Regions from separate parts of the Mus musculus genome. Here regions 1, 2, 3, 4, 5 and 6 are each linked to region 7. A link is a loop called in an ENCODE intact Hi-C map of the cell type or tissue named here. Cell type or tissue: heart. All regions are shown on one strand. Region 1 overlaps Gm6559 (predicted gene 6559). Region 2 holds the start of Mir148a (microRNA 148a). Region 3 has its middle 25 kb from the start of Gm32479. Region 4 has its middle 17 kb from the start of Gm6559. Region 5 overlaps Skap2 (src family associated phosphoprotein 2). Region 6 overlaps Snx10 (sorting nexin 10). Region 7 has its middle 2.0 kb from the start of Gm32403.

Region 1 (4,000 bases), 180 kb after region 7:
ATGGAGTGGCCAAGCAGGAAAGAAAGAAGGAAAGCTATGGCTGCACACGGAATGTGTGCACAGTGACAGGCATAGCAGAAGCCGCCACGGCAGACTCTTGCCAAAGACTCTAGGCCCGGGCTGCACCGAAAGTCTTTTGATGAGATAGAAGACAAAGTATCAGCGGTCAAAACATACAATTGTTTCCGGGACATATTTGTGTATGTGTCTTTGCATATACCCCAAGTCTCAGCATAGCTCAAGCTATGATTCAAGAGACTGGTGATTTGTCATGCTCAAAGCCTTGGTCTGCAATTCCAGCACCACGAGAAAAGGCACGCAGGTATCCAATCCCCACGCTCCGGAAGTGGAGGCAGGAGGAGCAGAAGTTCAAGGTCGGGGGGTGGGAAAGTGGGTGCTCCGTGGGTAAAGTGTCTGCCAGGGAGGAATTGAATCCAAACCCCAGAAGCCACCTGAAGCTCAGAGCAGTAGCACTCATCTGTGGCAGGAGGGGAAGCCAAGAATCAATCAGCCAGTCCAGCTCACCCAACAGAAGCCAGCAAAGAGACCCTCTGTGGAACAAGAAGAATGTAAGGACCAGCATCAATTTCCATCTGTCCTTCAACCTCCACTTGCTGTAAGCATGCTCTCTCTCTCTCTCTCTCTCTCTCTCTCCCTCTCTCTCTCTGTTTCTCTCGCTTGTGCTCTCTCTCTCTCTCTCTCTCTCTCTCTCTCATACACACACACACACACACACACACACACACACACACACACACACACAGAGTTCAAGGTTATCCTTGGCAATGCAGCAGAGGAATCACCTGGGTGCTTATCACGCATCCAGGTTCCTGAGTCCTAACTCCAGAAATTCTGATTCAATTGGGGAAGGGAAAAGAGGGTGGCAGAGTTCACAACCCAACCCGACTTGGAAACCACTTGGGAGAGGGAGTGTTTCATACCCACCATAGCAGGAGCTCAGGAGGTTTCCCTCTGTCAGCAAGCTTGAGTAACAAAAACACATGAGGCTGGGAACGTGCTAGGGACATATCAGGTAAGATTAGGATTTAAATATATCCTGGGCCTCTCCTTAAGGATCATATATGTAAGTCACAGTGTGTGTGCATATATAGAACGTGCAGGTGTAATTTAATTAAAGGCAGGGCAATCAAAGAGAAAGATTCGCACGTTCTTCCTTCCTAGGCCACTTAAGGAGTGAGGTTGCAACGAAAGTCTCTCTTTTTTTCTAAGACATTATGAAAGGGGGTTAGTGTGAACAGGGTCAGGGATCGGTAGAGACATTTTCCCTACAGAGTGGAAGGAGAGAAGCTGGCAGTCACAGAGAAGCTGGTGAAGCTCCAGGTCAGGACAAGCAGCTCACACATGCCCGCCCACCTGCTGTGAACCAGACCTGAGAGAGCACCAGCACCTGCCTGGCTACCGTGTGCCTAATCCCAGAGTTGACTCGAACAAATAACATTCATAGTCTATGATTAGACAACAGCTTTTCCAAATAGAAGCCAGTACACAGTGAGACAGGAAAAAAAAAAAAAAAAAAAAAACCCTCAGCAATCTGTCTGAAAAGTAATTCTGCGATCGATCAGCAGGTGTCGCTGTTTTGCCTACGTGAACAGGGCTCTTTGTTCTTGGCCAAGTTGCTCCGACGCTCCGCGTGCAGTTAAAGACGACCAACCCGCTCTCAAGCTTGTCCCCGAGGGACTTTAATTTGGTCCGAGACAAAGAAATTCCTTCCTCAATTTTTTAAGTGGAGAAATATAGTGAAATTATGCCCGTATTCCCTAAAAAAAAAAAAAAAAAAAAACTGTATTGACATGTCATATTGTAATTTCCAGGGAACCATATAAAACCAAGCTCACACTGGTAGCTGCAGGGGCTGAGATGAGGAAGTTGAGTTTTCGTTTTATAAGATAAAAAGAGTTGGCTCCAGCCGCATATGTAGCAGAGGATGGCCTTGTCGGTCATCAATAGGAGGAGAAGCCGTTGGTCCTGTGAAGGTTCTATGCCCCAATACAAGGGAATGCCAGGGCCAGGAAGCGGGAGGGGGTGGGCTGGTGAGCAGGGAGACGGGGGAGGGGATAGCAGGTTCTCAGAGGGGAAACCAGGAATGGGAATAACATTTGAAACGTAAATAAAGAATATATCTAGTAAAAAGATCAGGAAAAAAATATAAAAAGAGTTATTGGTATTGAACGTGGGGTGCCTTTAACACCACTAAACTGTGCACTAAAATGGTTAAAATGATAAATTTTATGGTATCTGCATTTTAAAGAGTTGGTTGTGAGAGCCTAGCTTTTGGGTTTGTTTGTGTTTGGTTTTGGTTTTGTTTGTTTGTTTGTTTTTTTTTTTCAAGACAGGGTTTCTCTGTGTAGCCCTGGCTATCCTGGAACTCACTCTGTAGACCAGGCTGGCCTCGAACTCAGAAATTTGCCTGCCTCTGCCTCCCGAGTGCTGGGATTAAAGGGGTACGCCACCACGCCCGGCTGAGAGCCTAGCTTTTAATGGCTATACCATCTCTCTAGTCCATGTTATGTATTTTTTATCACAATAAAACATTCGAATAAAATGAACAGAACAGAACAAAGCAAAACCAACGCTAAGCCTATCTCTAACCCTCCTTGTAAGTCACGTTCATGAATTGGCAACATGAGCCTAGAAAGCAGATGAATTCCAGAGATGAAGTCTGCCATCTGGTGCACAGGATGAATGGACCCCTTCTGTGAAGAACTCAGAAAGCCCGTCCTGAGCAGAGGTCAAACGTCTCCTTCTGGAAGTCCTAGGGGTGGGAAAGATACCGAAGACAGCATTTAAGCTTGTGATGGACTGAGCTTACATTTAAAGAACCCACTGTGTGAAACAGAGATCCTGGCCTTTCCCGTCATATCTGCTCCTCTAGAACTCCAAACTTAAAAATCCAGAAAAGAGTCAGTACTATTTGCTGAGCCGCCCCACCCCATATGATAATATATGTTTATTTAGACCCAGTTTTCAGCATATCCATATGGGCCTAGGGAAATGGCATTCCTTACACCCAAGTAGGTCCAAGCTTGCTGGGACATTACTTCATTAGCTTGTTTGTTTAAGACAGGGGTCTCTCTACATAGCCCAGGCTGGCTTTTCCTCCGGCCCAGCTCTTCTGGGAAACCTGCTCATTCAGGATCTCTGATACAGTAGTGCCCCAAACTAAAAACCCCTGCCCTAAGAACTCAAAATATTATCTGAAGACACTCAAAATTCCACTTAAGATTCTAATCCAATCGATCAAAGCAAATGCTGTTGAAAACATGCATCTTGAAAGGAAGCCAGGGGCTAGAGAGATAGCTCAGTGCGTAAGGGTACCAACTGCTCTTCCAAAGGTCCTGAGTTCAAATCCCAGCAGCCACGTGATGGCTCACAACCATCCGTAATGAATGCGTCTGAAGACAGCTTCAGTGTACTTATTTATAATAATAAATGAGCAGGGCTGACCAGAGAGAGCAGAGGTCCTAAATTCAATTCCTAACAATCACAGGAAGGCTCACAACTACAGTGTACTCATATACATAAAATAAATAAATCTTTAAAAAAAAAAAAGGCAGAGCTTTAGACTTTTCCCAGCGGAAGGCTGCTGGAGACTTAGGACTTTCTTCCTCTGTGGGTGGGAGGGGGGGCCTGGGAATCGTTTTCTCTTGTATTCCAGAGGACACTGCTTTTGGGGTCATTCTCTTGAATATCCTCCCACCCACATTCTGGCTTACAGTGCCCTAATACATGACCAGAAGGATCCCCAGCCATGTTGGATGTGTAGAGTCAGCTGTGCTGACCGAGGATAGAGCCTTTCACTGGAAAGTGTGTCCATCAGTGGTATCATGCCATAACCTCCCTACTTTTAGCTCTAAGGTGAATACTCACCTCCCCTGCTGCCCCTTTCTGGAGCCTGTAAGAAAGTTCCAGCTGGTAAAAGGTGCTAGGGAGGTCACCCACAGCACGCACAGCAGATCTGTGAAGTGTTAAAACAGAGAAC
Region 2 (4,000 bases), 61 kb after region 7:
AAGGGCCACTGCATTCTCATACAAAGTTGGTTCTGCCTATTGTGAGAATTAGTAGTTTCATAGTATTTTGTGAACACATTCATTCACAAAAATCAGGAAAGAAACCCTCCTCACCAGGAAGCTTACCTTATATCTTAAATGAAAACAAAAAGAACCCGAATTTGGATCACTTTATTCAACTGCAAAAATAAGATTAAGCTACCTTTTGGGCAGAGAGTTGAAGCAATGAAGCTCAACAGTCACTGGTGGGAAGAAAGGAGACTGGGTGTAGCTAACAATCTCAGAAGAGCGCCTGGCTAGGGGTCCAGACAGGTGCCGCCAACTGGCAAGTCCTTCCTCCAATACTTTCCCATTGGCCCTTCCCCATTATCTCTACTCCAATAGGAATGTGCTCAGAAGTAAAGGCGGTGGATTTTCATTTTTTAGATCAAGACTTCCCAGAGTCACACTCCAGGAGACCTCGGGGCTTCTGAAGCATTCTACAAACGTTGCCAGGACTGAGCTGTCCCTAAGCAACAAAGAAGGCTTCATTCCTTTTTGCTCATCACTAGGTGTCACAGCTTGACATACATGTGTCAGGTTAGCGCCTTTGTTAATGACGGTTTTGTAATCCCTTGACTCTATTCGCTCTCCAGCCACACCCATAAACATCAAAATAGGGCAATGACCCGGGAGCAGGATACAGTTCAATGCCAGTCACTGCCCACTGTAGAGCGCACTATTAACTGCAACTGCCAGCCACAACCCACATTCCATTAGGGTCCAGGAGAGCAGTTTCTCTGTACAGTATCTCACAGCTCCAAAGTATAAACACTGACCTCATAAATGACTGTCAAAATGCCTTCTTAGAAAAGGTACTTCCTTTCCATTAACAACCCCCCCCCCAAAAAAAAAAAAAGAAAAGAAAAAAGGAAAATGAGATGGGCCTAAATCAAACTCAGAACTGAAACTAAATCCAAACCCAATCCTTGCAGGTTCATTTATCTAACAGGGCATTTGAGTAAAAGGCACATTACCTGTGGCTTTGGCACAAGTGCATTTCCTTCTCTTAGGGTACAGTTTGAACATACCAACACACTCATCAATAAACTTGTGGTCCTTCTCTCCTTGCTCAATAAGTGAAGCCAGACTATTTTAGTATTTTAAAAATAACCTTGAAAAATATGCAATCAGTCCACCAGGGTAAGAAGAAAAATGGGGGGGGGTAGTTACTTTATGTGATCTAACCCATTGACTTTAAAGGAGTTTTTCAGGTTCTTCACAAAGCCCTTGTGCCCCCTCTGGGCTGCCCTTCCCCCAAAGGAAAGGTGCAACGACGTGGCCAACAGGGCCACCAGCTTGGCGTCCAGGGCCCTTGCGGGGAGGCGGCGACCACAGCCTCTAGAGACAAAGTTCTGTAGTGCACTGACTTCTATCATACTCAGAGTCGGAGTGTCTCAGAACTTTGTCTCAAAAGACCAAACTGGCTGTCTTCCTCTGGAAGTTTCGTCCTGCAGGTGTGCTCCCTGCCATCCCGCCTCGCCCCCAGTGAAGGCAAAGAAGAATAACTCATTAGAAGCAATTTAGTCCAGGATGAGACCAATAGTGGTACGGATAGTTAATTATGGAAAATTACTGCCACAGTCAGCAGGAGTAAAAATCCAGTAGAAAGGGTGTCCTAAGAGACTCTGGTGGCAATGTCACAGCAAACGGACCAGTGGAATCACACAATGCCCCCTCCTTCCTACCTACTCTACACAAGAATCCATTGCCGGTCCAGCCCCCACCTCCTCCGGTCCTGTTACTAAACTTTGGCAAGAAGCTAATTCACTCAATCTAAGTTGCGGTAACTTTTTACCTTTCCATCTGGAAAGTTGGTGAGGGCGGGGAGGACCTCATGAGAACGAATTCCTGGAGCAGGGAGTCAAAGCCGGCGAACACAAGCCAGTTTCCCCGCAGATGGGACGTCCCGGGAAAGCCAGGCTTTTCGCGGCCTCCCCTTCCCCCAGCCATTCTCACCACACTACTCCGGTTATCCAGCTGCCCGCGCACAGTCTGGGAATCCGCGTCCACGCAGCCCTGGCCCCTCGGTGCCACCCACCCACTCTCCCGGTTTCCCTCTGCCTGCTGAGGCAGCGCCTCCGCAGCCGATCTGCATGCAGTCCACGACACAGGCCCGGCGCCCCTAGCCCATCCAGCCCGGACCACCGTGCGGGGTCCCGCACGCCTCCCCACACACTGCGCGCAAGCAGCTGTTGCGCGCGTGCAACAGGTCCGCAGAGCGCAGTCCCCATCCTGCCCGGTTGGTGCGCGTGGCCGACAGAACGCGGGGCCAGAGCTCCGAAGCTGCGGCCGGGGGTTGCATCGGCCTGTCTGGCCTGGCCGCCCTCCCAAAGGCCCCCCGCACGCCGCAGCCCGGCCCTCTGCGCCCCGGGCCGCTGAGCTAGGCTTCCAGTGGGCGCTCCGCTCCGCTCCCTTCCATCTTGACTTTTGCCGACGTGGAAATTTTGGGTTTGGAGACGACCTGCGCTCTTATTGGCTGCCGGCGGGCGGGGTCGGAGGTCACGGCTGCTCTTGCTATTCCGCGCCAAGGGGAGCCGCAAAACGGCTCGTGTCAAGTCAGCAGGTTCCCTCCGCCTCCTCAGGGTCACGTGCGCGCTGGGCGGGGCGGGGAACCGCCTCCTTATGCAAATAAACGACGAAGGGGCCCCAGGAGGAAGGGGGCGGAGCCGGCAGGCAGAGGGGCGGGGTGGGGGCGGAGCCTGAGCCGGGCGGGGTGCGGCACTCCAGGTGGTCACCTGGCTCCTAGTCCGGCTCCACCCGGCCTCTGGGTTCAGCCCTTTGTGGGCAGGCTGGGTAGACGTGGTCTCCATCCTGCCCGTGTGCAAGACGCTGAACACAGCTTTGCCCGCAGCCCCTTCCGCTAGGCCAGGCCAGAGCCCAGTTCGGGTCTGGGTCTCTGCTGGGTTGGGGAAGACGAGGCTGCCACCTAAGCAGAGTGAGAAATGGAAACCTTGAGGAGGACACTTTGGCTCCTCCCCCGGGGCTGAGTGTTACAAGAACTGAGAGAGGAATTCTCGGTAAGAGAATTCTAGAACAAAGCTAAATCAAGAATTCATCAAAGTTAAAAAGCCATCCTTTTGAATTAGCTGCCCATTGCCCACTGTAAGTAAGAAAAGGCCAACAGCTACCTGAAAGTATCAAAAATAGCAATTTCTTTTGTACCGCCTACAGGGACAAACCCAAAGGTCGGTCTGTCTGTCCTGACCCCTGCTGGACATTAGGCACGGGGGTGGAGGGCGTGGGGGGGGGGTGGAGCGTGGAACCTGGAGTCAAGGTCTCCTGCATCCGAAGGAGGTATAACTCAAGGTGCTCAGAATTGTCCATATCCACGATCTGTCAGTGGTTCCCCAAGCACGCATGGAGGAGGGCATGAAGGAAGGCGTGCTTTGTAGAAGAAAGGGATTGATGAGAGGCCACATGACTAGATGGCTTCCTTCCCTCCACCCTCCCCAAAGAGAAGACAGCAATGTCAATGTACAGGTAGAGCCCAGGTTATGGTGAAAACCACAGCCTCTGGCCACCGAGCTGCATCTTTTAAAACACAGATATTTCTCAGAACAGGCCTGGTTTTTCTTTGTGATAAAACGTCTGTATCATTTCTTTTTTCCATCTTAAGTGTGGCTGGATGATACGGAAAATGAAAGGTACATTTTCATGGGAAGATTCTTACCTGGAAACTTCTTCCCCTCCTGTCTTCTTAATTTACTCGTCCCTTCTCCCCCATCCCCCTATGGAAAGATAAATCCTTGCTCCTTCCAACTGTTTATCCTTAGGGATCTTTCCACTTGCACACTTGCGTGTTTATCTGACCCTTCCGGGTGTGGGGGTGGGGGGCTCCACCAGGCATTGTCTCCTAGAGCCTCCCACCCCCCTGCTCTGCCAAGGTCTGTCAGCGGTGCTCTCTGGGCCTCAGAGTTGGTCCGGGCTCTGCCGCAGGTTCTGTTGTGTGAGCTGGAAT
Region 3 (4,000 bases), 120 kb after region 7:
TAGATCTGTGTAGCCCCTTCAATGGTGCCAAGGAACAGAAATGCCCAGCATAGGGGAACTGAGGACACCACCTTGCAGTCTGTACACATTGCCAAGGACAGGAGACACCTCTTCATACTTAGTGTATGAGGCCTGGAGTCAGTATGGTCTCAGACGCGGGGCAGGCAGCCTCTCCTCAACTCGCCTTGGTGTACTTGTGTGTAAGATCCAACTTTGTAAGCTGCTGGGAAAAGTTCAGGGTTCCTCAAACAGCACAGAGCCTGGCACCAAATGAGTGATTAGGCCACACTCGCGGCTGCATTGGTGCTCCCTGAGCAGTGTCTGGGGCCGCAGGGTTGTTGATGCAACTTGCAACTAACAACATTATAGTAGATAAAGTATGCAGGGATCCTCTAGCAGCCCGTGTGCTCTGCCCCCCTGCAACAGTGCCAGCCTGGACTGTGAGGATACCGATGCCATGGTGCAGAGCAGGCTCCACACATGGGAGCCCACCAAAGTGGTGGTCCCACTGGGCTATGTGATTTGGACTTAAACTTCTCCTTTGATGAGACCTACCTATGATCTGTCAGCCGTGAAGTCTCGATGTTTCCGTCAGTCTCCTACCTTTTCTGCCTTTTCTTGCCCTAACAACCATGATGATCCGGTGACTCTCCTCGCTTCACTGAAAGCCCCAGAGGAGTCCAGTCAGTGGTGGGAACATCACAAGGACAAGCTGTGAAGCAATCTGGATTTGGCAAAACACAAGGATCCACTTAGCATCTGTCTTCTTGGCTTTCAAGTAAGATTTCAGGCTGGTTCTAAACGGTGACATTTGGCCTACAGAGGTAGTATGACAGGAAAAGCAGGAGAGGCTTTCGCCCGGATTGACTGGCGTGTTCCCAGCACTGTGGAGTGACCTCGAATCCTGCACACCATTTCTTTCCCACCGTGGATAAGAGGCCATTCTTTTTGCTCGTTCGCCTGTGGCCGCTGGTTGATGTCTAGCCAATGCAGCAGGACGCTTCCTTACTCCAGATGGGTCTGAGTCCAAGAAATGCAGTTCTGTGTTTATCCAGGCTCGGAGAGTTGAGGAAAAGCCCCGGAGCAAATGTACAGTTTCTATTTCCCCCGTGTCTGTGCAGAGACGGGATCTCTGATTTCTCAGCAGCAGGACAAGCCTGGGGCAAAACTCAGTTCTGTGCAGGAACCTGCTCTTCTAAACCTGAAAGACCTTACCATCCACCGCTCCATCCACCTTCCCTGTGGAGGTGTTCTTACTCCTTGTCCCATATGTCCCCTCTCCTGAATGTGACCTGAGTGGCCCTGGGAAAGCAAAATCATTCTTACTGTGACTTTATGTCAAATTTAACCTGGAGTTGGTGAGATGGCTCAGTGGGTATGGGAAATGACCGTCAAGCCTGTTGGGTGACCTGAGTCTGAGCCCCAGACCCCACGTGGTGGGAGGAAAAAGCCAACACCCACATGTTGTTCTCTGACCTCCACGCGTGCACACATGTGTGCATGAGCCCTCCTCCACCACACACAATAAATCAATGAAATGTAAGTTTTTAAAATGTAAGTTAAAAAAATCATCCACATCACCTTGATTAACAAAAAAGAAAAAAAAATCTGGAAGGCACAAAGATCACTTGATTACATCCAGGGCCAAAGAGTATGAACATTTACACAATTAGAGCTCTTCCTCAAGAACCTCCCATCCCAACGCCCACTTCTCGATGTTTATCAGAGGCTGTGGTGTGTGAGCCCGCCTCGGAGACTTCACTGCTGGGCTCATGTTGCACTTAGTGGTTGCTTCTTCAAGCCACCAAGTTTGAACTGGATAAAGAGTAATGACTCACAGACTAGGTTTTATTTAAGGGGATTGGGAAGGGGGTCTTGATTTTAAGTGCATGTTATGAGTTTGGGACCATTGTGGAAACAAATCTAATCACGGGTGAATGCTCAGTGTAGACATCCAGAATGGATTCCAGCTGTCAGGCTCCTGTTGTTGTTGGCTGGTCTTGTTCTGGGGGCGGGAGGAGCGGAGCCCACTATCCAAACTGTCCCCTTGGGACTAGGCTTCCCACAGCATTTGTTTTTTTTTAACATAGCAACAGATGCTCCTATGTTGAAAAGGGAGAGCTAAACACTGCCTTTGTTTCATTGTGTCAGGCAGTAGTTTAACACTAAGGCATTTTCAGCTCTGGTCTCTAACCTTGCTTACAGCAAGCAAGAAGTGGAAAGAAATGCCTTTGTGCTGTGAACAGCAGAATTTACATCAGCTCCGGAAGAAGGCACTAAGTTCCTTCTAACAAATGCAGGGATATTTTCTGCCCGGCTCCCTTCCCTTCCTACTCCCAGTACACATAGGTTTGTTTGTTTGTTTGCTTGCTTGCTTGCTTGTTGCTTGCTTGCTTGCTTGCTGTTTGTTTTGGCTGTTCTGTGTTTGCAGTTACTGCTCCCAGCTCCCATTGGTTAGTCAGATGTAGAAATGGAAATCTCAGGATCCCCATGGAGAGAGAGTGTCAGGTTCACACAGACACAAGACAGAGACCATGAATGATCCTGCTGTGCGTGTGTGTGTGTGTGTGTGTGTGTGTGTGTGTGTGTGTGTGTGTGTGTCTCAGGTGTCTTAAATCACCTTCAGTTTTACTTTTCGAGATGGGGTCTCTCAGGGAAACTGGAGCTCACCGTTGGGGTAGACTAACTAGAGCTCAAGCCCCTAAACCCTCCTCCTTCTGCCTTCCCAGCCCAGGGATTGCAGACATGCGTCACCACACACTGCTTCTTAAGTGGATGTCGGGGATCAGATCTCAGGTCCCCGAGCTTGCCCAGGAAGCTCTTTACCCGAGGAGCCATCTCCCCAGCTCCCTGCTTCTGTTATTAGTGTCTGAGTGGCCACTTCAGAGTCAGCGGTCTCTACAAACACTATGGATCTCCCAGCATGCCCCAGGCATGCTGCAAGCCAAAGTAAAGAGGCCTAGAGTGGTGACAGGGGACATCTGGAAGAGCCCCAGCCACACCCAAGGAGGGGAATCGGGTGAATTCAATATCTCTCACCACTCTTCCGTCTCCGAAATTACATTTGGGTTGCTTTCCCATTTGTGCACCCCTGAGATTGCAGAGGCCATAAATCATAAATGCCTTCAGAAGTCGGGAACCCTGGGAAGAAGACCTAAAGACCAAAGGGTGTGGTTGCAAAGGAGAGTACAGAGGGGAGACTTTTCTTCATCTTTAAATGTATATATTGGGAAGATGACTATGCAGTCTAGAGTGCTGGGCCAGCCACATGAGATAATGCATGGATTACACAGTACAGTATCCAGCACACTCCGTTCTCTCAGGCGGCTCTGTGGACAGAGGAGCAGTGGATGACAACATCAGCAGGCTGCTTACTCTCCAGTCCCTCTGTTTCTGCAGACTGTGGCTAGGAGTCCTGACCCTCTGGCTCCAAGCTGACCACTCACGTCACTGTATCACGCCTGCCACATTGTCTCCAAAGGTTGCCCTGTCCTTGCATGGCTTGGTTTCTGGAACGCTAACTCAAGGCAAAGGGGAATGAACAAAGGACAGACACAGAAGGCTGAGATTGCATGGCTGGGCTCTCTGTCGGAGAAGCCAGGGCACCCTAGAGTGTATAGTATATACAATTGGACTGGGAAGCAGAGTTATTGCATACAGCTGAACCAGGAGGTGGGATTATTACACGAAAGTAAACATGGAGGTGGGTGGCTAATCTCCGTAGGAGCAGCCTTTGGAGGAGCAATCTCTTCAGGTTCTAAACTTCCATAGGGAGAAAGCCTTAGTGGACATTTTCTGCACACACAGTTAGCATTTACAGCTGGGCCCTGAGGAGGGCTTTGCCCTCCCTCTGATCTTCACCCAAGCTCGGTTTTCTCATTCCCGTGGGTCTGAGGCACTGGGGTCCTTGACATGGGTCATGTCCATGTGAAATAATGCATACTGACCCAGGACTTCATTCCCTCCTTACAAAGGTTGGCTACCAATAGTTAATTGTGGT
Region 4 (4,000 bases), 150 kb after region 7:
TTATGTGTGGGGAAGATGATGTGTGGAGTTAAACTGGCTTCTCATGTATTCAGCCCCAGGCCAGCAGCTGTCTCCGGGTCCTCAAGTTCTGCTTGTCACACAGGAGCCACACATACACACACACACACACACACACACACACACACACACACACCAGAAATGGTTCTGTAGTCTTCTCACATTCCTCTGAGTGCCCTCGACATGTCACATGCCCTCACTGCAGACACCCACCCCAGTATCTATTATATGGCAGCAGCATACATAGATGTCACGTCGCCTCGTTCTCTTGAGTAACTCAAGTATTCAAATCTGTGCCTTACCCACAGTAGGTGCTCAGTAGACACTTTAGGAAATGAGTGGCCTGTGATTTAATACTGTGCATGTGTACATATACACATGTGTACACGTGTGTGTGCATGTGGAAGCCAGAGGTGGACTCTTTCTTCCTCCTTCTCGCTCTGCCTTATTTTGAGACAGGGTCACTCTCAGAACCCAGAGCTCACTGATTCAGCTCGACTAGGTCAGCAAACCCCACAGAGCCACCTGTCTGTTCCTCCCCAGTTTTAGAGTTACCACCACTAGCAGCTTCTACAGGGATACTGGGGATAGTTAAATCCTCCAGCATCCACTGAGCCACCTTCCCAGACCATTTAATTTTTTTTTTCTCAAGTACACTGACAGACCACTGACTTTGTGCTCAGGAGAGCCGCAGCATATAAACACCTTGAGATAGCTTGTGGTGTTCTACCTAGAGATCAGATATACCCAAACTTCAGCCCATTTTATTTTTGAAAATGGGGGTTTTTTGGTGGCGGCTACTTCCAGATGGAGATGAATGGAGGTCATGGTAATTTGTAGTGTGTTCTGGAATGTCGCAAGCCTCTCTTGAATGTGCAGTGTCCCCCGTGTGGTGTCCTAAGTTCTCCGAGATTTTTGTTACTGGCGTGTCCTACCTAACAAGGATCTCTGAAAACATTGCTCACGGGTATTGGTCACTGACTGTGCATACCGTCTGTCTGCCACAGCGGTTATGAAGCCCTCCTGTCCAAAGAGTCCTCTTCATCAGTGCCTGCCGTTGGCGGTGGCCTGCTTCAGTTCACTCAAACCACCAGGTTCATTTTCTCCTCCCTAGAGTTAGTCCTTTTTATCAGAAATAAACAAACAAATCTGGATTGGCTGGTTTACAATTCAGAACAGTTTATAAGATTTCAATGACTGTGTTTTTAGGCACCCTGACAGTACCTGGCTAGCTCCACTGTACAGAGCAACGCTCTCAGGCCCGACAAGCAGCCTTCCACACCCTGCTCCTCTGCCTCATTCTCTGTGAGAATGCATTCACTACAGTTCACTCACAGAAGGCTACTGTGGTTTTTCCAGGAAACGGCTGCCTGACCAGGGAGGCAGATTTTCCTGGGTACAGAATGAAGAAGCATTTATACAGAAATAGACGTGTGTAACAGCACATACACCGTATTAATGGCTTAACGACGATACCTGGGCCTTCCCAACAACCGCTGAGGGTTGCCAAACTGAGGTTGCTTTGTGTTGACCGAGTGAGCATAAGCGGTAGATATAGCTCTTTTTGTCTTGGCAGGGAAGCTGGCGCTCCTGCCAGACTCTACCCTAAAGGAAAGGGCCAACAGACAATAAGTCCATTCAAACGCACTAGCAATTTCTTCCAGTGGGGACTTTACAATTTCTAAATTGATACAAACTTTAAAACCACCCTATTTTAAGGGAAGTGTATATTTTCCAAAAGAAGTTATATATAGCAATGTAATATTGCCAGATTATTGTTGTTGGAAAGGGGGGAGGGAGGGGGTGGGAGCAACTCCCTTCCCAGTGGCTAAATACACGTTATTGCCGACTGGCCTCATTCAGTCAGCTGCTTCATTTGCTGGACTTAAGCGTTGACATGAAGCTTCCCCGCCACTGCGTGGTTGTTCCACCCATGTTTTACTTCTGTAGCTGATTTTGTTGGGTGAATGGGAAAAAAAAAAAAAGTGGAGGTTCTAACAGCAAACCTTACACCCCTCCACAACCAAAATCAAAAAGTCCTTGGAGGACTACCTATAAAAAGTAAAACGTGCTTTTTAACACAAAGTTCAATATTTGCCTGAGTTGGCACAGTCAAATTAGGAGAAAGTGGGGGAGGGGGGTCTGATTGTATGAGGCAGAATTTCAGGTGAACCACTAAGCTGCTCTTCTGAATTGAAAGAGCCCCCTGCTGGCCGGAGGAGGAACAAGCCTGGAGGGCGGGATGGTAGTCGTCTTGAGACTTCCCACTTCCCTAGCCCAAGATGCAGACACCACCAGACAGTGTTTAGGGCTTGCTCTGTGCCAGGCAGTGTGTAGTGTTCTAGCGCTGAAGGTAGTATGCTAAACAATGAAGACGGACAAGGTCTTTGACTTACGGGGATCTTCACTGCAAACGGGGAAACAAACAGATAATTAAAATAGAATGTCAAGCACAGGTGGAACCCGTGAGGAGCGCTGAGAAAAGAAGCAGAGAAGAATAAGAGAGGGCTGCCTGAGTTGGAAGGCGGAGGAGAATCTGTGGGCGTGGTTTGTGGGCAAGGGGCGGGGCCAGTATGAGAGCCCAAAAGCAGAAGGGATGGGGAGTGTGCTGAGTGCCAAGGAGGGAGTTAGAACCTCCAGTGATACAGTTTTGATTTTTCACGGGAATTCGGGAGCAGCCTTGAACAGAAAACTGACTAAAATCTTTGCCTTGTAAAAGGCGATGTTGTGCCACAGGGAACAGAAACTGCCAATGCCCAATCTGAGAGCCCATTAGGACTTACTGATGTGACGGTTCTAACAATTCATTCAAAGAAGAGTTATAGGCCCTCCGCCCTCAGAGAGATTTTAGACAACCTGAGGAAATGAGGTAGACTCACTTCAAATTAAACTCTCAAGAGGGAATAGAAAGCTGGCTCAACAGTTAAGATTGCCTGCGGCTCTTTCAGAGGGCCTGAGTTCAGGTTCCAGCACCCATGGGCAGTTCAACCAACTAGAACTCTAGCTCCAGAGGGTCCGAGGCCCTCTGTTGACCTCCAGAGTCACTGTAGTCGTAGGCACAGACCCCCTCATACATGTAATTAAATATAAAAAATAAATCTTCCAAAAACTCTAGATTTAGTTCATTTATGTGACAACTATTTTGCCAGCATATATGTATGTGCACTGCATGCATGTCTGGTGCTGGCAGAAGTCAGAAGAAGTATAGCATCCCCTGGAACAGAATGAATGGATGGTTTGGGATGGTGAGACTCCATATGGATGCTGAAAATTGAACCTGCGTCCTCTACAAAAGCAATAAGTACATCTTTTAAAAAAAAAAATTCAGAGTAGGAATGCTTCAAAATGGGGACAAAGTGCTTCAGATGGGGACATATTCACAGAGAAAGGATTTGCAGATAGACTGGGAAGTCCCTCCCATGGGTGCTATCTCTGAAGGATGGTGACAACTCAGAGAACCATGAGAGAAACGGCTAAAAGAAGATCAGTAAGCATGATCCAGTAGCACAGTACCTGTGGAAGTACTGTGGAAGGCCCTGGATTCGATCCCCTATACCGAAAAGGATAAAGGAAAAAACCAAAAGTGTTGGGAAGAACAAAATACTATTTATGAAGGAGACGGAGAAGTCACCGCTTCCTGATGTCCTGGTGGAGTCTGGGGACAGATCGAAAGCATGGCTTATCCCCAGAGCCTCAGCTAAGTGTCTGTCATGGATGCTGTGTTGTGTCTGTCATGGATGCTGTGTTGTGTCTGTCATGGATGCTGTGTTGTGCCACCCAGATCTCCCATTCAGGACTCACCTCCAGGAAAAATCGTAGGCTGTCTGGCCCCTACTTCCTGCCTGGGGGAGGTCACCTTGCCCTAGGCCATGTCTCCTTCCTGGGGGGCAGCCCACAGCAATAAGTGGCTAATAAGACCTACTGCTTTCCCCCCAAAAAGGCCAACTCTGAAGGGCCACGCAGCTCCAGTGCTCGCCCTTGT
Region 5 (4,000 bases), 650 kb after region 7:
TTGCAAATGTTACGGGTTGATGCTAACCAAGGGTTTGACTGGAGTTATCTACAGCAGTGTCTCCTCTCATCTGGGGGCTGTACACATCCAAGTTACTATGATCATCACAGGACTTTTGAGAAGTCAGAGGGTAGAGGGGGTCTTTTGTTTGTTTGGTTTTGTTTTTGTGGTTTTTTTTTTAAAGCACAATAATTATATTATAATTGGACCCGTGAAACTTTTCCTCTTAGGATTTTTCCTTTATTGATTCCCTTTAATACAGGATGATACTATGTAGCCCAGACTGGCCTGGGACTTTTGATATTCTTGCCTCTATCACAGCCACATGCCACCACACTTGACTCTGAAATTCTTATCAGATCCACCCAAGGTGAAATTCTACAGGGCTTTTTTCTAAGGTACAGGGTGGGAGCTGGCTCCTCTGACATTGCCTGAGGGTAATGAAGGCAGTGGTAGCTTAGGGTGCTCGGAAAGAGGAGCTACATGCTTGCTCCAAGCTCCTTGAGCCACCTGTGCCTCTCACTTGAAAAAGTTACATAACCTTGAACACGTGGCTAAGCACAGTGCTATAGCTTGATGTTGCAGTCACCTACACTTTTGCTACACTCGGTAACCGACAAACCCGGTGCCCAGCTGCTAAGGCCTCAGGAAAGAGGACCGGTTGCGAAGGATTGTGGCTGTTTGGTTTTTGTTTGTCTGGGTACAAAGATCAAGTTCTTTTTTTCCCCTCTTCTTAAATCTTAAGTCTTGACCTACTGTAGGGTATCAAGGCAGTTCACAGGTGTTTACTGGAGACCATTTGCCCTGCTCCAGGCTGTACCACATCTCATGGCTGTACCTAAGCAACAAGAGTAGACTCCACCAGTAAAGACAAACACTTTAAAACAAGCAAAGGGAGCCGGGCTACTTGTGAAGGGCTAGGGCCAAAGTGTTTCTCCACTGACAGAAAATAAAAAGGCCCACATGTACCGACTTTACCTACAGATGGCTGCAAAGTGATTCTCCTCGCTACGCTCCTATGTACTGTATGTAATTATCTGTAATTGAATTACAGTTAAAATAATCAGTTTAAAACCAAGTATTCACATCAACTACTGGACAACCAACACCATTTTTCATTAAAAAAACAAAAAACAAAAAACAAACCTGTCATATGCCGAAAAGTGGTCAAAATGGGGTGGGGTGAGCGGTGGTTAAGTGCAAACCCCACAGACATGGGAGCCATGTGCACGATGCTTACTTCTTTGAATAAATTCAAATGACAGCCCTATTTCATTTCTTCATTCGGTTTGGAGGCCAGATGGCATTAGCATCATTTACTTCACCTTGTTGTGCTTAATTACTACAATCAACACACTATTCTCCAAATTAATCATAACAAAGTAATTTCATTAGTAACACAGCAGGCTGTTGAATTATTAGCATCATAACAGTTTGCAAACAATTAAACTTTATTTGAACCTTAAAAATTTGCAGAGTGGAACATTATTGTAAGATCTAATGGCAACAGAGTACAAATTCAGTACAGAGCAAACCATCAAGCAAAATGCTATATAAAATATGACTTACAATCACCTTTCAGAAAAATTAGCTCTCTAACTGTTCATAGAAAAACAAATAAAAGCTAGGCAAACATAATGAGAACATAACAATTAGCATATTTTCTAACAAGCCCTGTTGTTTAAATTCACATTAATGATGTTATTATGATCTTGAAGAGAATGTGATGTACTGTCAAGGGTAGAGAGAAACTTCTTCATAGCACAAAGATGAGTTTATCAACTCAACAGAAAGCGCACTTAAAGCACAGGGAGTGGCAGGTTTTCTCATCTTTCCCAATTTTAAAGGCCTTTGGTTCCAGTCTTCTATCTCCCATGTATATTCACGTTTAGAAAAGAACAAAGGCCACACACGGCTCTGGGAAGAGCGGCCTCTGTGCTGGAAACGGGGGCCATCCGTTGGCAAAGGACTCCCTCTCCTGGATTAACTGGAAAAGAAGACGGAAATCACACGGCCTCTCAGTCGGCTGTGGTGGGGGAGGGGTTCCCAAGTGGGTCCACGTGCAAACGACAAGCTGCTGCCATCTGCTGGCCACTTAGGTTAAAGGCACAACCCCGTAACCATAGGCTAGGCTTGGCTTTTCAACCATGCTGGCTCTGAAAGATGAACCACTGAATTAATTTCTGCCTGTCTAACTTTTGCCAAGATGATTTCAACCTATTTAGATGACACTTTAGTAGGAAATGAGTAACTGTACAAATGTAATTTCTGAAAACTTGAACTATGTCTACATAGGTAAACAGGATTTTTTTCTTTGACTTTGGAAAATGAGTGATCACAACATACATAGTATAACAGTAAAATAAACACTCTACTATTGCCTGTAAATATAGTTTTACATAAATAGTGGAGATTTAAAAAATATTATCAGCCCATTTGCATTCCGACCTGCAAAATTAGGCAAAAGCTAGAACCTGCACTAGAATGATTCAATAGTAGATCCCATTTACTCCAAAATATCTAGTCACTGGTGCATCTGAGACAGAGTAAGGCTCTCCTGCCGTCTCTAGAGATGATTAAAAACACCCCAATTTTAACTATATATGAAAGAGTCAGGATTCTGCAACCCTTACCCATGCATCAACAGCAGTATCAGAGAGCAAGTCAGCCTTCCCTTCACTCACTGCTGGCTGCCAACTGCTGCCATCCCGCAAGAGTCTGTCTCTTCCGTTTGGTCCAGAGCAGCGCACAGGAGTTTCGGCCAGGACTGCTACTTAGCGGTGGGATTGTGATAGTGCAGTGATAGAGTCAGAGAGGTCAGCGAATACCTGCCTGCCTCGGACTCTGAAAACATGCCCAAGTTGTTTATACCATTGTATTAATGGTAAATGGGCTTTCTTATGAATCTTTGATTTCATTAAATTTAAATAAAATTATATTAGAAAACACTGGCAAGCCCATCATCAAATTAGGATACTGAAGGGCTTTCAGCAACCCGGCTCTGGTTTGATCTGTGCGCCAGCGGACAGCAGGCTGCCACTTTCCCTCTATCTGTAATTCAAGCACCGGTTTATTCTTTCTTACCTACAGCAGGTAAACCCGTGAGTCTATACAACTTCTTTAATGAAAACATGTTATTACTCTATGAAGAATAAAATACCAGGCTAAGTCATCTCTACAGCTTTAAAGAAGTCTTTATTATTGACTCAAAATGTACAAAGTCTAGGAAATTATTTGTGGCACTCTAAAAATAACTTACACCCAGCGACTAAGAGAAACAGCAACCCTCACCGGCGCTTCAATGACTAAGATTCACGTACAATCACAGTGAATTCTACCATACAAACCAAACGGGTAAATTAAAACTAATTATTATTTGCAAAACAGCAACAGGTCTTATCTCTACTGCTTGTATCTAATGTAACCCATCACTGCCTGCTCAATCTGACATCAGAGTGCTTTAGTGCGTGACTACATCGAATGGCAGCTGAGGCAGGAATGTTCACCCAAAGGAAGGTGGCTCCGAGCAGGCACTCAGGCATTCCATGTTCCAAGGCACTTGCAGACAGACACAAGACTTCTCTGCAGGCAAAAAGAGAAAGCTACATTTAAGTTTTCTTCTTCAGTAGAAATGCTCTTTATTTATCCTGCTTAGAAAGAAAAAACATTTTTACTCAAACAAAAGTGAAAATTTGCTCAACGGTTTTCAATTAATTTCCTCAGGAAGGCCATAAAAGTGGCATTTTACTAGCTAGGAGGAGGTTTACGAACACAGCTGGTTATTATCAAAGGAACTTTAAGTAATCTGTTCACTTCCAAAGTAAATTCTCTAGAGTTATTTTTAAAAATTAAAGCTGAAGCAAAACAAAATAAAACAAAAATAAAAACAGATTTGGGGCACCATACTTATGTTATCAGAAAACTACAAAGACTTAAAAAGGCAAAGACACAAGGAAGAGAGCAAGAGAACATAAGAGCTATTACAGAATATTGGATTAAA
Region 6 (4,000 bases), 370 kb after region 7:
GCAGTTCTGGGCTTTGAAGTTAGGCCTCTCCGGTAGGTTTTGCTTCTGTGGCAGAGTAAGTGTAGTACTGTGGCCTTTGCAGCTGAGACTCTTGACCTCCCTGCATCCAGGAACTTTGCCCTATGTTTCATGGGGACAGCTCATGAACAAAATGTACACAGTCATTTAGATTTCCAAGAAAATGGCAGAACTTCACTGGCAGGGTAGGTTTTGAAATAATGAAGATCTTAGTAGCAAAAGCTAATTTCTCATTTAGCAATGTAATGATTATAAGTGGATCTTCTTTTAAAGTGAATATATAAAATAGAGGGTATTTTTGTTTGTTTGTTTGTTTTGTAGGAATGGTTGAGGCTTTACACAGGATCTTACTCTATAGCTCAGACTGCCTGGAATTCACCCTGTCGCCCAAACAGGTGGCAGGCAATGCTCCTGCCTCAGCTTCTTCAAGTCCTTGGGTTATAGATGCGAGCCACCACACTCAGCCGAGATGGCTTGTGTTTTGAATCTAGCAGACCCAGCTGTTTGTCAGCTTTGTGGTACCCAGAGGGACCGCCTGCTCATTCGGGGTTTACCCAGAGGAGAGGCATCGTGGCTTAGCCTAGGCTGGGGACTTAGGCTTGTTTGTTTCCCAAGTTTGTCTCAGGGCTGCTACGGGGAAACAGACGCTAGCTGGTGACAGTGTTGTCAGCTATACCTGTCAGGTGCTCTCTGGTCCTTTTCATGTCCACCCTGTTTGCCCCACTCAGAGCTGATGTCATTTCCTGGAGGAGAACCAGGGCTGACATTTGCAGATGTCTGGGATGCTTTGTGAAGAGCTGCAGGAAGTCAGTGCTGATCCACGGACGCCTGGACGTGGGGTTAAAAATGCAGTGGATGCGCTGGAGCATTGTGCATTTTAGGGCTCGTGTGTGTTTCTCACGATGGGATCTCACTGTGTAATCCAGGCTGGATTTGAACTCAGTCCTCCTGCCTCCTGCCTGAGTCTGAGATGACAGGGTGGGCAAACATGCCCACTGGAGTTTTCCTTAGTGATCCATCCTTGGAAACAATGCTTGTCGTTAGGAGAGCACAGGCCTCCCTCCTTCAGGAGTCTGGTCAGGGGAGGGCCATGCCCACCCAGGGCTAACACTGCTCATTCCTGTCGTCATGGCTTCTTCTGGGACTGAGACTGATAAGCTACATGAAAGATTTTGCAGTGCACACATAAATGCACACATGTCTCATGGCTTGCACACTACTTAGAGTAGTGAGGGTAACATCATGAGATATAATATATATATATTAAGAAAGTGCTTTTTCCCCTTAGGTGAGGCTCATGTTTTTTCTGTTTCTATACAGACAAATAGCATGTGTTTTACAATGAAAACATCTTGTGTACGAAGAAGGTATAGAGAGTTCGTGTGGCTGAGGCAAAGACTCCAAAGCAACGCGTTGCTGGTGTAAGTGACTTAAAGTTTAAATTACCGGGAGCCATGAGTCTAGTTCTGCTGAAAGTTGATAGCGTTAAGATGCGTGAGGTAAGAACAGGGCACAGGCGTGCTTCCTTTGTGCCTTCTGCATCTGAATTTAATATCCATCTCTTAGCTTTACCAGCCTTTATGGATATTAATCACGAATGGCCCCCAGAAGTGTTTAAAGACAGATTCTCCTTTAAATTAATATCACACGACAATAATTAGGTGATAGCTGTGTGATGATTATTACCGTGCACAGCACGCATGCCTTCATGTTGAGCAATGTCTGTAGCTAAGTCACTGTGATTGGTGATCGACTTTTCTCTTTCTTATCAGACAATTACCAGAACTTCCGTCTAAAAACCTGTTTTTCAACATGAACAATCGCCAGCATGTCGACCAACGCCGCCAGGGCTTGGAAGATTTCCTCAGAAAGTAAGTAAGGGCCTGCACCAGGCAAGGGATGTGGACAGAGCGGGTCTGTGTGGGAGATGATAGCTCTGATTGCTGGCCACCGACATTTATAGCCTGTGTTAGAGCGCCATCTTGTGGCTGGCATCGAATGGTACAGATGTGAACAGCGCTTGCAAATAATGCATGTCTGAATCAGAATAAACACATGGTCTCTTAAGAGCACAGTAGATACAGCGCCAGCATACACATCTGAGGCAGGAGGATTTCTGTGAGTTTGAGGCCAGCCTAGGCGTTGCAGTAAGTTCTAGGCCATTCCTTGTCAAACAAATAAAACAAATAAATATCCCAAAACAATAACTAACCCAGGCAAACAGCAACCAAGGTAAAGCAGATGGCAAGTTACGCAGGAGTCTGGCTGACAAAAGTCTCCCAGGAGATAAGCGTGCCTTGTGTTTACAGGAAACACTTCTTTAAAACTAGCTTCAGATACAGCAGTTAGAACAGCCTGGACGACCCTTCTCTGACTGCATGGCTCAGTTCGTCCTTGCAGAGGGCCGTTTGTCAAGTGCGTGTGTCGTCTGAGTGGTCTCAGTAGGTTGACTCTGGTTTCTGCGATGGGGCACGCTTCCACCCTTCCCCGGGAGCTGCCTGGAGTCCAGGCCACCAGAACTTCCCGTTGTCTCACCCCCTCCCTAGAGGCCTGACACTCACGGATTTGCACACAGATGCTGAAGCTGGGCTGCTGGGGTTCAAATCCTGGGTCTGCCACTTAAGTAGCTGGGAGTCAGGCAAGCCTTTTCCTTTCTCTGGGCCTATGTTGTCCCATCTATAAAACAGGGACAATGATGGCCCTTCCCCCATAAGGGCCGAGACAGGTAAGCGGGCTGAGAGCTGCAGAGCACTTACATAGTGTCTGACAACCTGATTTCTGAGTGTTGGCAGTTATTATTATTTTAGTACTCAGGGCTGAAACAGCTGTGAGCTTGCTTTTCCATCTTGTAGACAAGGAGACAGGCGAGTACAAGTTAGAGGCAAGGCCCCAACTGTCCGTTCTTCTGGTGGCTTTGGGATCTGAAATTACCTCCTTTTGAGTTCACTAAGTAGGACCCCGAGCTGCTCTGAAGTAGCACGCTGCTTTTCCCACGTGGCTCGCTTATAAAGGGCCTGGGTACTAAGTGTGCACATGAATATTAATATCTGTTTCTATTAGATTGGCACGGTGCCTTTCCTTCCAGGAGGTCCCTAGGACACGCAGAAAGCTGGGAGCTGATGAACTGCGGACAGGGAGGACTGACACTGGAGTGACCCCTGTGAAAAGCCCAGAGGAGCTGTTAGATGAGCTGAGGCCTCTGAAAACATCACAGCAGGGTCCTTTGTCATGTCACAGGTGTGACAGAACAAAGCGCTGGTCCAGACTTTCATCATTTCTCCCTTAGGGACAACTGGGTTTATATTATTATTATTATATATTTATATATAAATAATATATATTTATATGTTTTAATAATATATTATTTTAAAAATATAATTATTTTTATTTCATGGACATTCATGTTTTGCCTGCATGCATGGCTGTGTGTGGGTGTCAGATCCCCTGAAACTGGAGTTATAGGCAGTTGTGAGCTGCCATGTGGGTGCTGGGAATTGAACCCAGGTCCTCTGGGGGGATCAGCCAGTGCTCTTAACCCTCGAGCCATCTCTCCCGCTCCTAGGGAGAACTCTGTTAACTGTCGTCTCTAAGGTGCCCAGTGGCGAATGGCTCTCCCTTGAGATGGAGCTCACGTTTGCAGAGCAGCCTCTATTCTGGAAGCTGCTCTATGGGAGCCACAGTGTGGCCTTGTGGCCCGAGCAGGATGGGGGAATCCCATAGGCCAGGCTAGCCCTGGGGCTGGGGGTAGGGGAGTAGTGGGTGGGCGCTGTTGGGCTATTGCAGGTTCAGGGACAGCAGGTGTCTGTGTTTATGTCACTAGGGAAATGCAGGCCACTGATCACTCCTCCGTGGCTGGCCTTTTTAAAGTGTCATGTCATCTAGACTGGCCTCAAACCTGTGTACCGGAGTCTGGTCCTGATTGCCTGCCCAGACTGGGATTACAGGTGTGCACCACCGTGCCCGGCTTCCAGGGTTTGCTCCC
Region 7 (4,000 bases):
GGAGTCAGGGAAACTGGAGCTCCAACCCAGGGCTTTCCAGCCTTGCAGCCTGTCTTTGTTCACCTGCTTGGCTAATACCATTATGCAAATGGACTTCCCTAAACAGAGATGGGAAAGACTCCTCCAGCTTTTAGCTTTCATCACTGAACCTAGCTGTGGCAAACGCACACTAGACTGTCCTCCTGACCTTCACTTTCCCTGCACCCACCTGTGATAATGAGGTGGCCCTGACTTACAGGACACTTCCAGCCTAGATGCCAACGCTATAGTCACATAAGAACACGGAGCCAGACAAGGCGCTTTATGATGAAAGTCCTTGCAAGGACTCCCCGATTGTGGAAAGTAACTGCCATTCTCAGGGCACCTGCAGTCTCAGCCCCTCTGCCAAGCACGCCCCCCACGCCCTCTCCAGTCCCATGAAGAAGAGATTATCACGTCTGCCTTACAGGAGAAAGGACTAAGACTGAGAGAAGTCACAAAGCACGCCTGAGGTTAGCATCGCCCAACCAGAGCTTTGTCTGAGGATAGGACAGAGTCCTCTGTCCTTCCACCCTGTGCCTCTTCCTTGATATCCAAGCTCTTTATCTCCCTGTTCCTGGAAAGCCAGGAAAGGGAATTTGAGACTCATCTCACTGATAATCTGGTGTCAGCTCCAGCTGGTACCGGGGGAGGGGGGGCGGGGTGGGGTGCGGGAAGGCGAGAGCGGGGGAGGGTATAGGCTGCTCCTCATGCCTCTCCTCTGCCTTACTCCTTGGAACCCTCCTGGGCTCCTTGTAGGACCCCAGAAGCTCACCCCCTCCCTGCTGTGCTGGCTCTCTGCTCTTTCCCACTCTACCCGTGCCATGTCCCGCTCCCCCTTGCCTCCTCTGCCGCTGCAGCCCTCCAAAGTCGTGGCTTCTGGGGACGTCTCTCCTCCTCCCTCTCAGCCTGGGTGCTTCCTCTTATGTTACATTTGCTTCATACGGTGAGCACTGCCAATGTGTCTCCGCCCGAGGTCTGGAGTTCCTGAAGGCCATGGATAACATTTAGCCCTTTAAAAAAAAAAACCCTGCCAATTGCACTAAATTGACCTCCCCCCTCTTAAATAATTCTAAGTGTAATTTTAGTGTCAGTGTTTAGGCATCAGAGTCCTGCCGTTTGGATTATTGTGGATTTATCTGATCTATTTATTCTCACAAACTAGACTGGTTCTGTATATCTTTTATATAAATGAATGGTTCTCAACAAAAAAAAAGAAAATGGCTTAATTATTACATGTGATAATAAATCTCTAAAATTAAAATTAAAACTGTCCTCTGTTAGACCGATTTATAAAGAATATCTTTATGGACAAAAGAAACTGCTTAATAATCTGCTTTCTGAAAAATAGTTTTTAAAGGAAAGCCATTAATATTTTTTGAGGTGAAAAGGCTTCTTTCCAATGTAATACTGCTTTCAGTTTAAATCCTATGCTAACATTGACATACAATTGCTTTCATAGTGTGGTAGTGCGCCAGTTGGAAGGGGGGAAGAGGGAGGGAGGGAGGGAGAGAGGGAGAGAGGGAGGGAGGGAGGAAGAGAGAGAGAGAGAGAGGGAGAGAGGGAGGGAGGGAGGAAGAGAGAGAGAGAGAGAGAGAGAGAGAGAGAGAGAGAGAGAGAGAGAGAGAGAGGGGGGGGGGGGGGAGAGGGAGAGGGAGAGGGAGAGGGAGGGGGGTTGATGCAGCCTGTAAGGACGCCTCTCTAAAAGAATCTAGCTCAGGCTCATAAATAAGTCAAGATTATGCTAATGACTAGGGCGGAACACAATTCAGGCTTTGCCAATTCCATAAAATAGACACCAGGGGGCACTACAGGACCACGTTTTGCAATTTCAGGAGCCATTTTTTTTCCACCTCAAATTGAACAACCATTTCTTGAAGAAAACAAACAAATAAAAACAAACCAAGACAAAATAAAAATTGTTAACCTTCTGAGCACCGGAAGTTATTTTGTTTATTGTTTTAGATATCCCATCATTACAAAGATTAACTAGGGAGGCTTACAAGGTTATTTGAAAAGACAATGTGCTAAGAAAGGCAGTTTGTCTTCCTCTTCACGTTGCTTTGTGTAGGATCTCTCTCTCTCTCTCTCTCCTCTCCCACTCCCGTGTGTGTGTGTGTGTGTGTGTGTGTGTGTGTGTGTGTGTGTGTGTGTTGTTGTTGTTGTTGTTGTTGTTGTTGTTTACTAGAGAAGAAACCATTTAGGAAATATCACATTTATTCTGCTGTACTTCCCCCACATAGCCTCCATGTTTCCAGCATTATCTTAATTGTTATTACCCAGGTATCAGCTTTCATTCATCTTCTAATCCAATCAGTAAATAGTTGTGGAAACCCTTCATGGCTGCCATATTCTGGACACACCAGGCACCGGAGTCGAGTCCCGTGGCCCAGGTCTGAAGTAAAAAAAATTAAATGATTTTTTAAAAAGATTGTTTCTTTTTACTGCCTCTAGAAATACATATTAAAAAAGAAAAACAGTAAAGCCACTGCTTTCTGTATGTGGCAGTCTCAGACAGAACAAAGATAATTTGCTGGGGCTTTTTGCTAAGTGCCTGGATTTCTATTGATCAGAGAAAATGGGCGCCGTGGGCTGGGGGATTTTTTTGCTTTTCTTTTCCAAATCCCAGGTCCATCAAAATGCATAACTGAAATTTAGCAAGAGATTGGGAAAACTAAAGCCGTTCTTGCTGTCTCGAGGAAGATGGTCTCTGGACCCGGCTGGGCCTCGCTGGCACCCATGGCTAATCCAAACAGGACAAAGAGAGTGTTCCTTTCTTCCTCTCATCCAGTCCCAAAGGCTCCCACGACTAAGCATGCATTGTCACATGCGCATTGTTGTCTCTTGTTTCATCTCATGGTCACAGTGACCCCATGAGATAGCCCATTTCCCACAGGACAATTGGAGGCTTAATTCTTAGCCCAAGATCACACAACAATATTCAAAATCAAGTCTTCTGGCCTCCAAAGATCAAAAGTCCTGAATTATTAGAGATCACTCATTAAATAGCTGTCAACTGACTCATCTCCATGTTTAGGTCAGCAATGCAAATGGCTGACCCACCTACAAATGGCTGACCCGCCTTTATGCATGCCCAAGCCCATTCAATCTTCTTCCTGTGCAAGGTGCCGTGGCCCAGTCTCTCTCCAGGTGAGGTTTGGACTCAACAAAGGTTTAAGGAATGTGAGCAGGTCTGCCTGTCACCTGCAAGGTCCTCTATCTGTGTCAGCAGAATACAGACACCCAGCAGCAAGCCCTTGGCTCCATGGGGCCACAGCATGAAAGTCAGCAGGTCCCCCTGAGTTGCTGTGTGAGAGGTACCCTCTCAGGGCACTGACAAACTCAATCAGGGAGGACCATGATCAAGGTGTGACTTCGACTGTGCTAAGCCACTGTGATTGACTAGGGACTAGGGACATTAGTCAGTCAGCACTCACTAACTAATATACTAGGAAGACTATGGCTTCCGTGAAATAAAAAATGGAGATTTGACCATTAGGATCTTGAAGTCTCACTTAGTTCTCTGTAGTGACAGTCTACTTGGGTGTTGGGAAGTGTCAAAGCCAGGGTGTCCTCCACACCTGAGAAATCTTGGGATTCCTATGACATTCTTTCTACCCTTCCAGCCCCTGCCCTTCACCACTCATGTTTACAGGTAGGACCAAGCTGTCTCTGCTAAGAGGCTCTTTGTCCACAGTTTTACCCATCCAAGACCCCTTTTTTCCCCATAACGCCTCTCCCGTGTGTTCTAGACAGTTCTAAGCAAACACACACTGTCTTCAACCTCAGCAGCAGTGTGGACAGCTTCTGGGGGCTCTGCTCGCTGGCCACAGCCTCCCCACCCACTTCTGCCCACCTAGTGACCTTCGTGGGAACTTAGACCCACAAAATTCTTCCGCCAAAAGGGGGGCTGAGGACAGGCCTGGATCTTGAGAAGAAAATAGAAAGGTTTGGCTCTTTGAAAAGTACTGACTTTCTGAAT

What was found. A loop is a pair of places that touch in the nucleus more often than their neighbours do. Peaks named below come from ENCODE experiments on the same cell type or tissue, not always from the same donor. Only the 100,000 strongest peaks of a DNase experiment are listed, where the experiment ranks them.
Region 1: it touches region 7 in a loop (3-fold over the local background); 15 of 42 quality-filtered maps call a loop at or near these places.
Region 2: it touches region 7 in a loop (3-fold over the local background); 7 of 42 quality-filtered maps call a loop at or near these places.
Region 3: a loop joins it to region 7, with 2.8 times the contacts of the local background. A loop is called at or near these places in 2 of 42 quality-filtered maps.
Region 4: it touches region 7 in a loop (8-fold over the local background); 34 of 42 quality-filtered maps call a loop at or near these places.
Region 5: a loop joins it to region 7, with 8 times the contacts of the local background. A loop is called at or near these places in 31 of 42 quality-filtered maps.
Region 6: it touches region 7 in a loop (7-fold over the local background); 40 of 42 quality-filtered maps call a loop at or near these places.

Annotation. Positions count from the first base shown.
Region 1 is chr6:51,382,563-51,386,562 of GRCm38, forward strand. All of the region lies in intron 1 of Gm6559 (predicted gene 6559), which reads left to right. Among named protein-coding and RNA genes, the nearest start is that of Gm6559, 4.9 kb to the left of the region's middle. In heart, a CTCF peak has its summit at 1,595 (motif pointing right); a DNase peak (open chromatin) is centred at 1,589; H3K4me3 peaks cover 432 bases; H3K27ac peaks cover 519 bases.
Region 2 is chr6:51,268,443-51,272,442 of GRCm38, forward strand. Gm38821 reads right to left here. Exons shown (of 4, transcript XM_011241556.1): 2 at 2,765-2,968; 3 at 1,838-2,510. Mir148a (microRNA 148a) reads right to left here and starts at 1,468; the gene lies at 1,370-1,468. In heart, a CTCF peak has its summit at 2,322; a DNase peak (open chromatin) is centred at 2,589; H3K4me3 peaks cover 2,346 bases; H3K27ac peaks cover 1,926 bases.
Region 3 is chr6:51,332,164-51,336,163 of GRCm38, forward strand. No RefSeq gene overlaps it. Among named protein-coding and RNA genes, the nearest start is that of Gm32479, 25 kb to the left of the region's middle. In heart, no CTCF peak of the experiment used is centred here; DNase peaks (open chromatin) are centred at 838, 1,978 and 3,398; H3K27ac peaks cover 3,126 bases.
Region 4 is chr6:51,360,492-51,364,491 of GRCm38, forward strand. No RefSeq gene overlaps it. Among named protein-coding and RNA genes, the nearest start is that of Gm6559, 17 kb to the right of the region's middle. In heart, a CTCF peak has its summit at 2,237 (motif pointing left); DNase peaks (open chromatin) are centred at 2,240 and 2,580; H3K4me3 peaks cover 618 bases; H3K27ac peaks cover 422 bases.
Region 5 is chr6:51,855,989-51,859,988 of GRCm38, forward strand. It overlaps Skap2 (src family associated phosphoprotein 2), which reads right to left. Exons shown (of 13, transcript NM_018773.2): 13 at 3,177-3,582. Among named protein-coding and RNA genes, the nearest start is that of Gm38811, 150 kb to the left of the region's middle. RefSeq lists an enhancer at 1,247-2,626. In heart, a CTCF peak has its summit at 2,082 (motif pointing left); a DNase peak (open chromatin) is centred at 2,083; H3K27ac peaks cover 343 bases.
Region 6 is chr6:51,578,512-51,582,511 of GRCm38, forward strand. It overlaps Snx10 (sorting nexin 10), which reads left to right. Exons shown (of 7, transcript NM_001127349.1): 4 at 1,339-1,439; 5 at 1,791-1,889. Among named protein-coding and RNA genes, the nearest start is that of Snx10, 57 kb to the left of the region's middle. In heart, a CTCF peak has its summit at 2,014 (motif pointing left); a DNase peak (open chromatin) is centred at 2,000; H3K27ac peaks cover 547 bases.
Region 7 is chr6:51,207,371-51,211,370 of GRCm38, forward strand. No RefSeq gene overlaps it. Among named protein-coding and RNA genes, the nearest start is that of Gm32403, 2.0 kb to the left of the region's middle. In heart, a CTCF peak has its summit at 1,821 (motif pointing right); no DNase peak of the experiment used is centred here; H3K4me3 peaks cover 1,158 bases; H3K27ac peaks cover 1,389 bases; H3K27me3 peaks cover 436 bases.